Linked DNA regions of Mus musculus: region 2 is linked to region 1. The links are chromatin loops, found by intact Hi-C in ENCODE. Cell type or tissue: heart. All regions are shown on one strand. Each heading gives the region's core, and the rest is flanking DNA. Links, peaks and the distances in the headings are about the cores only.

Region 1 (7,651 bases), core at 867-5,866:
AATTCAAAGCAGGAAATGAGCTTGACAAAGTTGTTATTGAGAACAATGCCAGCCCCAGCATCAAGAGTGAAAGACTTAAAGCCACGGGAAACAGCCTGTTCCCCCTCCTAGAGCCCCGAATACCCTGCAGGGCCTCAGATGCCTGCTTTATTGCCTTTTAAAAACAATTTCAATTTATTTTCTATGTATGGGTGTTTTGCCTGCCTATATGCCAATGTACCATGCCCTTTTCCACAACCTTGACAGTGCCAGTGGATGCGGGGATGATGTTCTGGGCAGCCCCACAACCATCCCACCACCCTTTCCAAAGGGGTTGTCCGTGATTATTTTGGATGGTGTGATGCCATGTGCTATGACACTGCAGTTGTCATGGATGACCTTGGCTGGGTGGGTGGGGGTTAACAGCTGGTGGTGCAGGAAGCAGCGTTGCTGACAATCTTGAGTGAGTGTGGAACTTCTTATGATTCACTCCCATCACAAACATGGGGGCAACAGTTGAAGGGGCAGAGATGATGACTTTTGCCCCTACCCTTCAAGTGGACCCTGGCCTCCATCATGGTGAAGACACCAATTGACTCCACAATATACTTGGCACCAGCATCACCTCATTTGGTGTTGGCAGGATCCTGCTCCTGGAAGATGGTGACTGTCTTCCCACTGATGACAAATTTCCTGTTCTCAGCCTTGACTATTCCAAGGAACTTGCCATGAGTGGAATTTACTGGAACATAGACCATGTAGTTGAGGTCACTGAGGCAACAATATCCATTTTACCAGAGTTAAGCAGCCCTAGTGCCCAGGTGCCCAATATGGCTGAACAGGGAAGACCAGGGAGCCTAAATCACACTTTTAATGAACTGAAGGTGGTGGTTCGTGCACACCTGTAATTCCAGCACTCCTTAGGCAGAGTCAGGAGGCTCACAATCCAAGGTCATTCCTGGAACATAGAGATCAGCATGGGGTGGGGTGGGGAGGTTTGAAAGAAAAGGGTTGCCATAGGCCATAGGGAGTGGTATTACTAGGAGGTGTGGCCTTATTGGAATAGGTTCTTTGTTGAAGGAGGTGTGTCACTAGGAGTCTGGTTTTGAGGTCTCAGATGCCCAAGCCATGACCAGTGTAGCAGTCTCTTCCTGATGTCTGAAGACCCAGATATAGAATTTTCAAGTCTCCAACACCATTTCTGCCTGTGCCCCGCTATGCTTCCTGCCTGATGACAATGGAATAAACCTCTGAGCTGTTAATCCTGATGGAATGTTTTCCTTTATAAAACTTGCCGTGGTCATAGTGTCTCTTTACATCAATAAAAGCCTAAGGCACGGGGCTTTACAAAACCCATAGAGTTCTACCAGTTCATAGTGTATGTGAAATTAGAATTATTGGTGCTTCCTGCATAGAAAAAGATCTCACACCTAGAACCAAAAGGGCAAAATGGAATCAGAATTTTATTTATTCATTGTATTCTTTAACGTTTCCTTTTGAGAGTGAGGCTTGCTGTTCTGCTCATGTCATCTTTGAGCTCTTCCTGATCCCAGCCTGTCCCTCGTCTAAGAACTCCTTTGGACAGGTGCCCCACCCTACTAGGAGCCTAGGAGGTTGTTCCCTGAGACATATACTTGCCCTGTGATATCCAAAGGTCCTCCATGTGGCTCTTAGAGATAGAGACCAGGCTCTGTGGGTGATTGGATATAAAGTTGCTGTCATGTCCCTAGAGTCAATAGTCTTTTGACTTCCTGCCTTTGTGTATCAAGTGGCCGGGGCCAGAGACAGTAGCCTAGCAAGACATGGGTGTGAGAAGATGCCAAGGGGCTCAGGGACTAAGAGGGACATATAGAAGCTCTGAGGGAGAGTCTGGAAGGAGGGAGTAGGGGCAGAGTCTGAGATGTCCTGTTGTCCTGTTGGTATTTTTGTCTTCTCTCCTCCTTAGAGCTGAGACTTGGCTCAGAGAGTGGCCTGCAAGTCAAGGAAGCAGTCTACGGTCTTGCCTGTGTGCACTGGCCCTGTATTCAGAAAGTCTGTGCTTTAAAACATATTCTGTTAGCCTTTATTGTCAACACATCAGAGAGGAAAACCTAACTGAGGAACCACAGAGATGAGATCAGCCTATGTAGGATCATCCTGATTGCTAATCAGTATATGAGGGAGGGCCTAGCCCACTGTGGGCAGCGCCATTCCCCTGACAGTGGTTCTGTCCTATATAAAAAATCTAAGCAGGAGCCTGCTAGCTAGCCAGCAGGGTTTCCTCTGGTTTCTGTTTTTCAAGTTCGTTCCTGCCTGAGTTCTGCCTCAACTTCCCTGAATGAACCTGTAATTAGAAATAAATCCTTACCTTCCCCAAGTTGCCTTTTGTCCGAGTATTTTGTCACAGCATCAGAAAGGACAGTAGAACATGGTGTCTTCCTTAAACTTCTCTATGCCTATCTGGTGAGCTGAGCCTAGCACTGCTTCTTAGGTGGGAGCACCAAAACGGGACTTGGACATGTATGGGTCCTCCGTGATCACTCCCTTCTCAGAGTTCTCTGACCCTCCTGGAGTGCCATAGTTGGGCTAGATGACAGGGCTTACTCCTTTGCAGTGGTCCCTATAGGAGGTGGCCTCAGTTCAGGAGCCCCACACCTGGCCCCACGCATTTCCACCAGGCTCTGGTTCTGCTGCAGAACCAGAAAGGTGGTTCTGAAAGGTGCAGGCTTGACTTGAGGTTATTCAGCTCATTTACATAGACACTTCTTGGGGGACTACAGCGAAGGCAGAGCAAGCACCAGTGGCACAGGCCTTTCTTTGGGGCAGGTGACTCCGGTGTGGGGAGAATCTAGAGGGGTCCTGGGGAAAACAGGTCAGAGAACTCCTGGAGGAGGATGGGAGGAGGAGGGGAAGGAGGTGGATCGAGAAGTGCGGGAATCCCATTAAGACTAGACTTGGTCTCACGGTTCTTGACGCCAGCCCTCTGGTTATCAGCTCTGGCTGCCTTCCTCGAGTTATGTAACCCCAAAACGTGGCAGCCCCGGGAGGGAAAAAGAGAGGAGGCGGGTCGGAGAGGAAGCGCCGCCTCTCTTTGCACCCACAGTTTGTTTTTGGGTTTAATGGAGGACCCCTCACCCCCACAACGCAACCCTAGCCTTCCACCCCCACTGCTCTCCTGCGGTCTTTCCCCGTTGCCCTACCCACCCCAGCAAGGCACCCTAAGTTCTGGATGGATTTTCCTCTCAAGTTGTAGTTTCCAAAGCCCCCAGCTTTTGTTACCTTGGCCACGTCAACAAGGCCCAATGCAAGCTTCAGTTTATCAGCCTGCAAACTGAAGTTTGACTAAGATTCAGACCACGTGCAGAGCGCCTTGCATAGGTGCCTGCAGATGGGATAGGCGCGCGCAGTCGAACAGAATGTGCGGTGACTTTGCAGCCTGTGTAGGGCCGGACACCGGTGAGGCTGCGACATTGGGTCTCTGGACCCCAGCCCGCCGCCCTCCCCCCCCCCCGGGGGTCCTCGCGGTTCACCAGAGTCAGCCGCCCCCGGGGGATGTCGCGGCTCTCCGCAGCCCTCCCCCTCCTAGGGTGTCGGATTCCAGAGAGTGGCTGTGGGCGGGCCGGAGGCTGCAGAGGGGCGTGGGGCGGTGGAGGGCGGGCGAGCAGGAAGGGGCGGGGGGCTCCGCAGACGCCCGCAGGAAGAAGAGAACCCACCAAGAACCTCGGCACAGCGCGCTCGTCGACCCTTCCCGCTATGTGGGGTCTCTTGCTCGCAGTGACCGCCTTTGCGCCTTCCGTCGGTCTGGGGCTGGGGGCTCCCAGCGCCTCAGTGCCGGGCCTGGCGCCGGGCTCAACCCTGGCTCCACACAGCAGCGTTGCACAGCCGTCCACAAAGGCAAATGGTGAGCTCTGGGTCCCATGGTCGGCTGCTGGGCAGGTCAGACCCACTCCCCCAGCTGGGTCCTCCAGCTCGCCCTGTGAACGGGGACAAGCACAGCCCAGTGCAATGGCTGCTGAGTCAGCAGCCCCATCCTGGCCAGACCTAGTCAGCAGTCTTAGGGCAGGCCCAGCGGGATGCTGGCTGCCCCAACTCCAGCCTGCCTTCTTCACAAATGAAATTTGAGGCCAGAATCTGGAAAGGTGAAGAGACACCAGACTAAAAGGGGACAAGCCTATGCAGGATGGTGTGTAAGGCCATGGACTGGAGGGGAAAAGACAGGGAGTGAGGCTGCCTGGAGGAAAGATCACTGCCTCGTGATGGGCGCAGGCAGACTGTCTGGCTTCCCAACTTCTTCCTTAGTTAGGAGCTCTGAGGCCAGCAGGTAGGCCAAGCACGGACTTCATTCAGGAAAAGACCCGAGGCTTAGTCTGAAGATAAGGAAGGCTTGGAGGTTGATGAGAGTAGATGCAAGATTAGAGACAGGAGGTAGTATTACCGAAGAGGACGGACCAGAGCAAGGCCTGGAGGTTAAAAACTAACTTCAGACCTTCAGAGTGACCAGTCTCTAATGGCTCAGTGTTGCTCTCCCCTGAATCAGGGAGTCAGAGGGGACGTGAGCCAAAGATGTTGTGTTAAGAAGGAAAAACTGAAGAAATGACTAAAAGAGGCAGGTGGAGTTAGGAAACAGGTCTTGTGTGCTGTGCTAGGATGTCAGTAATTGTTGTAGGTGTCACATATGCCCAAATGCCTTCTTGGGCTAGCAGACCTTTCCGTCTGGGTTTCATGACATTCTTCTCTTCTTTGGTACATTGTCCCCTGGTACCCTAGAGACCTCAGAACGGCATGTCCGGCTTCGAGTCATCAAGAAAAAAAAGATCGTTGTCAAGAAGCGAAAGAAGCTAAGGCACCCTGGTCCCTTGGGGACTGCTAGGCCTGTGGTGCCCACTCACCCAGCAAAGACCCTCACTCTCCCTGAGAAACAAGAACCAGGTATTGCTTACCCAGGGGCCCCGCCTAGCCTATGAACAAGCTTAGGCTCCGTTCTCGAGCCTCTCTGGTTACCCTCTATCTAATCCTGTCTCACTGTTCTATCCTTACCCCAGGATGTCCCCCTCTAGGCTTGGAGTCCTTGAGGGTTTCAGATAGCCAGCTGGAGGCCTCCAGCAGCCAGTCCTTTGGTCTTGGAGCACACCGAGGACGGCTCAATATCCAGGTCAGTGGCCCTTGCTCAGCCAGGTCTGAGGGAGGCGTAGGAAGCACAGCCTTAGGACCATCTCCTTGTCTCCCCCCCCCCCCCCTTGCTCGTCTTTGTGGCCTACCTGGGCTTGATCACCGTGACCTTGTGTCCACAGTCAGGTCTGGAGGACGGTGACCTGTATGATGGCGCTTGGTGCGCTGAGCAACAAGACACTGAACCTTGGCTTCAGGTGGATGCAAAGAATCCCGTCCGCTTCGCAGGAATTGTTACACAGGGCAGAAACTCTGTGTGGAGGTGAGGCTCACGCTTAGCCTGGAAGTTGTTAGTGATCAGACTTGGAAGTGCCACCACTTTAGTGGCTCTTCAGGGTCACTAATGTTTCTCTATCTCTGCGGCCAGGTATGACTGGGTCACATCATTCAAGGTCCAGTTCAGCAATGACAGCCAGACCTGGTGGAAGAGTAGGAACAGTACTGGAATGGACATAGTGAGTGACCCCGAAGTGGTTGGAACCAGTTCATTAGGGTGCTGGGCTGAGGAGAATCCTCTGCAAATAAGCAAATACACACATAGACTCCAGGAGAAAGCTGGAGTTTTTGCAGTGCTGAGGTTCAAATCCAGGGCTTTGTGCGTTCACAGGGAAGTTACTTACCAAGCACTAGCTCCTTTGGGATAGCCCCATTAATTCCACCATGGCGTAGGTGCTGCATCTTCTTTCTGGGACATCCCTTCTGACTGTGAGCCTCGGGGTTATTTGCTTCTTGCCTGTTCATGGCTCTGGTTTTCCATCTCATGGGCCTCCTTGGTACAATACTCCAGAATGGGTATATTGTTTTAACGAGCGGAGACTATGCCAGAAAACACAGCTGCCCAAGGTTGCCCGCTGGCAGGAGCTGTGGAAATGGGGGTCCATGTTTAACACAGTGCATGTCTCCAGTTGTATCTACCAGGGAGGGCTGGCTTGTGAGTATGAGAGCCTTAATTCCTTTCCCCCGATCTTGAGCCAGCATCGGGTCTGAGCAGCTTCAACAAGGCATTCCATATCTCCAGGTATTTCCTGCCAATTCAGACGCAGAGACCCCAGTGTTGAACCTTCTGCCAGAGCCTCAGGTGGCTCGATTCATTCGCCTGCTGCCTCAGACCTGGTTTCAGGGAGGTGCACCTTGCCTCCGGGCAGAGATCCTGGCCTGCCCAGTCTCAGGTGGGCAGCTGGGCAAAGGCTGTATGGGCAGGGCCTGGTTCGAGGGACATTCTTCACTAGGTACTGACCTTTTATCTGGAACTCACTTGCCACCAGATCCTAATGACCTGTTCCCTGAGGCCCACACACTGGGATCTTCGAACTCTTTGGACTTCCGGCATCACAATTATAAAGCTATGAGAAAGGTCAGATATGACTTCTCTGACCCTGGAAGGAGGTCTGCCTATCTCCTTCCTACCAGGGCAAACTGTCTATGACTACCCATGAGTCCCCTGTCTTTGTGTCCCCTTTCTTCTACTTCTCTCAATCTCTTAAGTTCTGTTCCAGTTACCTTGTCATGACACCTTTTCTGCCCCCACCCCCACCCCCAACTCCTGTGCCTTTTTCTGGATCATACTATATTGCTCCCATCTGTGTGGATCTGTAAGTCTTTCCATGGTTACACATGGTCTGTGTGTAACCGCCTCGTGCTCCTCTCTGCTTCCCAGCTGATGAAACAGGTGAATGAGCAGTGCCCCAACATCACGCGCATCTACAGCATCGGGAAGAGCCACCAGGGTTTGAAGCTGTATGTGATGGAAATGTCAGACCATCCTGGGGAGCATGAGCTGGGTACTGTTTGGTGGCATGGGAAGAGGTGGGCACAGGGCAGACGCTGGTGCGAGCTGACTCTAAGCTTCCGTGTGTTTTCAGGCGAGCCCGAGGTCCGCTACGTGGCTGGAATGCATGGGAATGAGGCCCTGGGGCGGGAGTTGCTTCTGCTTTTGATGCAGTTCTTATGCCATGAGTTCCTGCGAGGGGACCCGAGAGTGACTCGGCTGCTCACTGAGACACGAATCCATCTATTGCCCTCCATGAATCCTGATGGCTATGAGACTGCCTACCACAGGGTAGGCCACCTGGCATGGGGGCCTTCCTGTCTCTTCTGTATGGTACCCAGAGCCTGCTTGACTTTGACAAGGCCCTTTCTTGGCAGGGCTCAGAGCTGGTGGGCTGGGCAGAGGGCCGCTGGACCCACCAGGGCATTGACCTTAACCACAATTTTGCTGACCTCAACACACAACTGTGGTATGCAGAGGATGATGGACTGGTACCCGACACTGTCCCCAACCATCACCTGCCACTGCCTACCTACTATACATTGCCCAATGCCACCGTGAGTATACTGGGTCACTGGTAGAAGGCCACCTAAGGCCCCCTTGTCTCTGTGTGCAGATCATCCTCTCTTCCCCTCGTTTAGGTGGCTCCTGAAACGTGGGCAGTGATCAAATGGATGAAGCGCATCCCGTTTGTGCTGAGTGCCAACCTCCATGGGGGCGAGCTTGTGGTGTCCTATCCTTTCGACATGACTCGGA
Region 2 (7,651 bases), core at 1,539-6,538, 83 kb after region 1:
GAGCTATTAAAAACAATGAATATATGAAAATCTTAGGCAAATGGATAGAAAATATCATTTTGAGTGAGGTAACCCAATCACAAAAGAACACACGTGATAAGCACTCACTGATAAGTGGATATTAGCCCAGAATCTTGGAATATCCAAGATATAATTCACAGACTACATGAAGCTCAAAAAGAAGGAAGACTAAAGTGTGGATACTTCAATCCTTCCTAGAAAGAGGAACAAAACAGGACAAAGTGTGGAACAGAGACTGAAGGAATGACCATACAGAGACTGCTCCACGTAGGGACCCATCCCATATATAATCACCAAACCCAGACACTATTGTAGATGCCAACAAGTGCTTGCTGACAGGAACCTGATATAGCTGTCTCCTGAGAGGCTCAACCAGTACCTGACAAATACAGAGGTGGATGCTCTCAGCCAACCATTGGACTGAGCTCCTTCCAATGGAGAAGCAAGAGAAAGGACCCAAAGAGCTGAAGGGGTTTGCAGTCCCATAGGAGGAACAACAATATGAACCAACCAGTTACCCCAGAGCTCCTAGGGACTAAACCATCAACCACAGAGTACACATGGAGAGACCCATTGCTCCAGCTGCATATGTAGCAGAGGATGGCCTAGTCGGGAATCAATGGGATTAGAGGCCCTTGGTTCTGTGAAGGCTCGATGCCCCAGTGTAGGGGAATGCCAGGGCCAGGAAGTAGGAGTGGGTGGATTGGTGAGCAGGGGGAGGGGAAAGGGGCTAGGGGTTTTCGGAGGGAAAACCAGGAAAGGAAATAACATTTGAAATGTAAATTAAAAAGATATCTAATTTTAAAAAAAGAGAAGAAATTTATCAAACACAGATGAACATAAAGGCAAGCATGTTGAACACATGATTGGCAGAACAAGTAGTGTAGCAGAGGAAGACAGCAAATCCTCATAGGCCCCCACACCATGAGTCACTCGGTCTTAAACTGCATTGATGGAGCTGGGGAGATGCTCAGTTGGTAAAGTCCATGGAGCACAAGCATGAGACCTGAATTTGATCCTCAGCATCATCTACAAGAGTCATAGATCACGGACATCTGTAACCCTGGTGGGGGAAGGAGACAGGCAGATCCCTGGACTCACTGGCCGGCCAATCTGTGCACATCAGAGACTTGGTGAGAGACTGTCTCAAAAGGTAAGGTGGAAGAGATGGAGAAAGACATCAACCTTGACCTCTAACTTCCATATGTGTGCACACAATTAAAAAAAAAACTGTTAGTGTAATTCAGCAGATTAACAGATAAGCAGATTGAAGGGTAAAGCTACATGATGAACTCAACACACCCAGAGAAAGCAACACTTTAAACTGAACATCCCTCCATGATTAAAATGGAAAACCACCTTTCTTAACTGAACGAAACATGGTAACTCCAGATAGATAGCTGGAGTTAACATTCTTTGTTGTTATTTTGAGAAAGGGTCTTATGTGGTACAGGGTAACCTTGAACTTGTAGCATAGCCAAAGCTAAACCTGAACTGCTGATCGTCCTCTCAATTGCCAGAATTGCAGATGTGTGCCACTGTACTATAGCAGCGAGACCTTCAAATCAACAACAAAACGACCTAGTGGTACAGGCCTTCAATCCCAAGTACTTGGAAGGTGGAGGCAGGAGGATCACAAATTCAAGGTCTGCCTGAGATACAGGATGAGACCAAGGCCAGCATGAGAAATTTAGTGAGACCCTGTTTCAAAACAAAATGTAAAAAGAGGAATGGGAGTGAGTCCTGGGAAAAAAGAAGAACCAACCAATCAGATAAATAAATATGTCTACATGCCATGTAGCCAAGGCTACACAGTGAGACACTATTTCAAAACAAAACAAGAATGCCCATTATAAACCATGAACTGCCATTTACTCTTATATTCCCAAGACTTGGGAAGCTGAGGCTGGAAGATCACAAGTTTGAGGCTAGCCTGGGTTATATAGGAAGGCCTGGTCTAAAAAAAGAACAACAAAGCAGCCAGGCAGTGGTGGCACACACCTTTAATCCCAGCACCCAGGAGGCAGAGACATCTGCATCTCTGTGAATTCAAGAACAGCCTGGTCTACAAAGTGAGTTCAAGGACAGCTAGGGCTACACAGAGACCCCTGTTTTGGAAATAAAAAACAAAACAATAAAAATAACATGTAAATAATCAAATAACACTCTTTATAGTGCTTGGTTGCTTGTTTTTTGACAAGATGGCTTGGAACTGTTACATAGACCAGGCTGACCTCAAGCTTATAGAATTCTGCCAGCCCCTGCTTCCCCAGTGTTGAGATTAAAGATATGCTCCACCACACCCAGCTTACAATGCTTATGGTACTCAAGGCTATGATTGTAGCCCTACACAGTGCAAAAAAAAAAAAAGTCACATGTAAAAGGCTTGGATAGTTAAAATGGCCGTTTGAATAAACCAACATATGTACAGAAAAGCAAAAAGATCACATGTGAAAACTGGTTGATTATCAGCAAATGATATGTAGGCATGGTGGAAATGTCATTCTTGGTCAAGAGTTCAGGGGTGGCACTAGAGAGGTGGCTCATCAGTTAAGAGCATTGGTTGCTTTTCCAAAGGACCCAGCTTTGGTTCCTGGCACCCACATGGTGGCTCACAATCATTTGTAACTCCAGTTCCAAGAGAGCTGATGTCCTCTTCTGACCTCCACACACATCAAACACACACATCATATAGGCAAAACATTTATGCACATAAAATTTCAAAACAAAAATTGTAAAAGTCCATGGCTGGGTGGCTCATGGACCCTAGGTCAGAACTTGTTGCTGTTTTGCTAAGTGGTGGTCACACTTTCCAAAATGACTTCCACATATTTATGTTTATCTCCATAGACCTGATCTGTTCTCGGCCTTGGACAGGAGCTCCCTTTTCGCGGTGGACACCAGTCAGTGCAGCACAACTGGTCAGAGCGGTAAGAATAAGAGACTGGATGTTCTGCAGAAGGCAGAAAGAATGCAAGAGCCGGAGAAAGGGGTTAATGCTGTCTTTTGAGTGGGATACAGCCACTGCGATCATGAACTCATGGCAGCTAAGGCTACCCGCACAAGATCAAGCCACCCAAAATCCTAACACGGATAGAGTAAATGATCTCCAGGCTCCACTCCTTTCAGAGAAGCTACTTGAAGTTGACCATAGCTGGGAGGAGGAGAATCACTCTTTTTTGATGATGTGCTTCTGGTGTGATTCCCATGTCCCAGTGTGTGATCCACACCCCTATCCATGTCAGTGAGCTGTTTAAAAACAGACATGAAGTTGGGGAGTATTGAGGGGGATTCGGGGAGTGTTGAGGGGGATTCTGGGTGGGTGTGACAAGTTGGGATGGAGAAATCAGGGTAGATATGATCTTATTTTGTTGCACATGTATATGGATTTCTCAATAATAAAGAAAAATTAAAGGTATAATTTACAATGGATATGAACTATATATAAAATGGTTGTGAGAAGGTATGTATGTCTGAGTGGCTCATTCCTTTATATCTTCAAGTCCTTCCTCAAACACCACCTTCCCAGTTCAGTCTCCTGTGACCACTCCATTTAAAATTGCATGTCTCCATCATAATTGTTTTTATTTGTTCCCATTTCTCTATTTCCTCCAAAAAGACTTCAACTTTATATAAGTAGGGTCTAAAATTTACATGAGAACACAACAGGCCAAAATAGCCAACATTTTCATGAAAACGTATAATTACCTAACTCCCTGTGCTTTCTCCTTCCACGAGGACAAGTATTCTTATCTGCTTTATTTATTCTTGTATATATAAAGCTTGAAACTCTTCTAGGGGTCTCTTGGTTTTGTCTTCTTGAAGGAAAGAATTCAGCCAAGAGACATAGACAATTGAAGCAGAAGTTTATTTAACAAAGTAAGCAAAATAAACACTCCACAAAGAGACTGTAGTGGACGGCCTCCAGTCAGGGAGCAGCCCACGAGGTTCCTTTTAAAAGGGTTTTTGTGAGTATTTATGAGGCTAGGCGGCAGATTGATAAAGTCGCCCTTTTCCTCCCAAATCAAGGTAGACCAGATCTCCCTTTTAGAGTGTTTGTTCCCATGCTCCTTTAGAAAATCCCTCTAGATGCATGGGGGTGTCAAAAGCTCAGTGCAGGGCTGGAGAGATGGCTCAGAGGTGAAGAGCTCGTGTTGCTTTTATAGAAGACCCAGGTTTGGTTCCAAGCACTACATAGTAGCTCACAAGCAACTGTGACCCCAGTTCCAGAGGATCCAATGCCCTCTTCTGACCCCCTCTGGCACCAAGCATGCACTTTGTGCACATACATACACCAAGGCAAAACACCCACAGACTTTTTAAAAAGACACAATGCAAGTTATAATGATGTCAGGTTTTTGAAAACACAGACCCTCTGTGAATGCACATGTATGGGAGAATGCCCTCTCGTACCTGAATTTCTGACATAGCTTGAAGAACTAACCTGCATTTTCAAGGATGTTTAGCCACAAAGGCATTCTGATTGGCAGAGACACAGTAGCCACAGTTTTCTTTAGGTACCTTATCTTGAGTTCCTTGTCTACCTGGTTGGTGTCAGAATCTGGTACATACACTATCTACCCAGGGTCTGGTACACAGTGCTGTTCCACAACTATTGAATAAATGAGTAAAATTAGTAACTATATGTGACTTAAAAGTTATACAACCTAGCTGGGCAGTGATGAAGCATGCCTTTAATCCTAGCACTTGGGAGGCAGAAGCAGATGGATTTCTGAGTTCGAGGCCAACCTGGTCTACAGAGTGAGTTCCAGGACAGCCAGGTATACACAGAGAAAACCTGTCTTGAAAAAAACAAAAAACAAAAAACAAACAAAAAAAAAAAGTTATACAACCTTACCGAAAGGCATTAAAAATGGCTGTAAAATGGGCAAATAGACTGTATTCATTGTAATATTACTCAAAAGATATTACACACTAAGTAGTGTGTGTGTGTATTGGTGTAAGGATTTATTCAAGCAGATTCTAAAATTTGCATGAAAACACAAAAGGCTTAAATGTCCAATATTCTCTTGAAAAATGATTAGGGAAAGTGAGGGAATTGCCCTATATACTCTTGCTACATCATCACCATCGTCGTCATCATCATCAATCTATAATGATTAAAACACTAAGAGGTCACTAAAATCAAGTGGGGACTGTGTGTGGCAAACACCTACTGTCCCAGCACTGTACTAGGGAGGAGGTAAGAGGATTACAAGTTCAACAGCAGCCTGGGCTACTCAGTGTCTCAAAAATAATAAATAAATAAACAAGAAAATAACCCAAATAATTGAAAAAGAAAAATGGAAGCCAGGCATGGTAGCACATGCCTTAAATCCCAGCATTTGGGAGGCAGAGGCAGGCAGATCTTTATGAGTTCAAAGCCAGCCTAGTCTACATATCTAGTTTCAGGCCAGCCAGAGCTACACAGTAAGACCTCGTCTCAAAACAACAGCAATACAAACAAACAACAACAATGAACACAACTCTCACTACACAACATTTTGTTTAGCGATTACACAATCTGTGATAACTTCATTGAAAATGAATGAAGTCACGCTTGTCTTCACTAGAGGACTAGAGGAAACAGGAAAGAACCAGGTGTACTGAAGTGAGTTTTTTAGTTTTGTTTATTTTTGTTTAATGGAACCTCCTAGTCGTGGTCTCTAACTGTCCTGTGGAAGTTTCCCAACTACTGGGCTAGTGGGTATGTTCTACTACACTCAGCCCCAGGGCGTCTTCTGTTGTTGCTGTTTTGAAGCAGAGCCTCTATGTAGCCCTAGCTCTATGGGTCATTCCTCTGCCTCTGTCTCCTGAGCGCTGAGATCACAGGCATGCACCACAATGCCCGTCACTCAGTGGTGTTGCTTTTTAATGTTCCACTTGTCTATCAGTACATTCACGGGTATAGACGATTATTATGTTTAGTGATTTTTATTTTATTTTTCTATTGTATGCATCATATAGAATATAATATTTTTTCTTTTAAAAATATTGCTTTATGTGGAGTATTTGCCTGCATGTATGTATGTATACCATGTGTGTGTCTGGTGTCAAAAGACGGTGTTGGATTCCCCTGAAACTGGAGTTATTGATGGTAGTAAACCATCATGTGGGTGCTGGGAACTGAACCCAGGCCTCTGAGTGCTCTTAACCACTGAGACATCTCTCCAATCCCATAGGATAAACACTATAAATAATCTTAGGGATGAGGGTGTGGCTCAGCAGTGGAGTACCTCAGCAGTATTCAGGAGGCCGTGGGTTCATCCTTAGCATCTCCAGGAAGAAATAAAATAATGTTTGTACAAAAGCCTTTCAAAATGTAACAAAAAGACTGGACAAAGCTTACCACAAGCACAGTTCAGAGACAACAGCCAAATAGAGCCAATAGGACAAACATAAGAAAGGACTGACCAACTTCCTCCAGATATATCACTAGGAAACGCCAACTCTTGGAGAAAAACTAGCACAAAACGCGAACAGACTGTTAGGAGAAACACGAGGGTATGCTTAGCAGAGGACAAGAAACGGAAGCTGCTGGGCGGGGACTACTCGGCCCCTGACAGAGACAGGGGAAGTAGGGTAGCCATTGCTTGCAGCAGTCACCTGTCAGCCTTACGCTGGCTGCGGTCCTTGGAGCTTTCGCTCCTTAGCTGTCTACAACCCGGATGCTGCTCCTCTACACCACCCGTGATGGCTTTAATGGCAATGCAGTTTCTCCTTCTGATACTCTTCCTCCCCCATTTCTCCAGCATTTTCTTCCTCTGTTGACATTGCTCGCCCCCCCCCCAGCCCCCACTCCCACTTCTCTGGCTACATGTTACTAATAAGTTCAACCATAAAATACTCCCACCTATAGGTACTCCACCCTCCAGTCCCCCTCTAACCCTCTACCTTCCAGCTTAACTCCTCCTGCCTCGTCATTCATCTCTTCGGTCCCATCAGAACCTACCTTTTCTCTCCCAAAGCCCCTCCTCAGTCAACTCGTCTCTGTAATGCCATCTTGCACACACCTTTAGCTTTCTTACCACCTCAGCTTTCATCGTGCTCAGCTGGCAAGCCCTTTCCTGGGCTCACACAGTCACTTGCCTGTTCTGCGTCCACACCTAGACAACCATTTCACACACACCCCCAGTGTCTCCCTCTCCATCTTCATCCTCAGCTTCATCCTTCCTTCTTCCCAGAGAAAACAAAGTAGTCATAAAATAAACCCAGAAAGCAATTGGCAGAGAATGTCAGCAAGCTCCCGCACTAACTCACTTCATGTCCTCTGTCTTCCCCACTGCTTCCCTGGACCAGTGGTCTGAGTCCCCAGATAAAACCAACACACCAACCTGTGCACTATAGTCCACGCCTTTGCCTAACTGCAGGACATTACCCTAGAAACCCCCCTTCTCTTCCTTGCGTACTGAGGTCTCTCAGCATATCACACACTTTCTCTTGTCCTTACCTACACTGCTCCACCCTGCTTCTCTGACCCCTTCAGGGTTGCTCTGCATGTACTTCTGAACTCTCCGACCCCATTCTCTTTATGCTGTATGGAGTGAGTGGCGCCCTGGCTGGATGTGTACTGCTGACATGGACACCAAAGCATCAGGACCCCAGTAGCTCAGCCACACACGAGTGCCAA

What was found. Hi-C counts contacts between places; a loop is a spot of excess contacts. Peaks named below come from ENCODE experiments on the same cell type or tissue, not always from the same donor. Only the 100,000 strongest peaks of a DNase experiment are listed, where the experiment ranks them.
Region 2: a loop joins it to region 1, with 1.9 times the contacts of the local background. A loop is called at or near these places in 2 of 42 quality-filtered maps.

Annotation. Positions count from the first base shown.
Region 1 is chr2:130,393,567-130,401,217 of GRCm38, reverse strand. Cpxm1 (carboxypeptidase X 1 (M14 family)) reads left to right here and starts at 3,589. Exons shown (of 14, transcript NM_019696.2): 1 at 3,589-3,859; 2 at 4,726-4,887; 3 at 5,001-5,110; 4 at 5,250-5,389; 5 at 5,495-5,582; 6 at 6,146-6,296; 7 at 6,393-6,481; 8 at 6,785-6,908; 9 at 6,990-7,186; 10 at 7,273-7,452; 11 at 7,537-7,651. The coding sequence starts at 3,712. In heart, for the core only: no CTCF peak of the experiment used is centred there; DNase peaks (open chromatin) are centred at 2,987, 3,467 and 3,667; H3K4me3 peaks cover 1,833 bases; H3K27ac peaks cover 1,752 bases.
Region 2 is chr2:130,311,074-130,318,724 of GRCm38, reverse strand. The region is part of intron 6 of Ebf4 (early B cell factor 4); the gene reads right to left. Among named protein-coding and RNA genes, the nearest start is that of Ebf4, 19 kb to the right of the region's middle. In heart, for the core only: no CTCF peak of the experiment used is centred there; no DNase peak of the experiment used is centred there.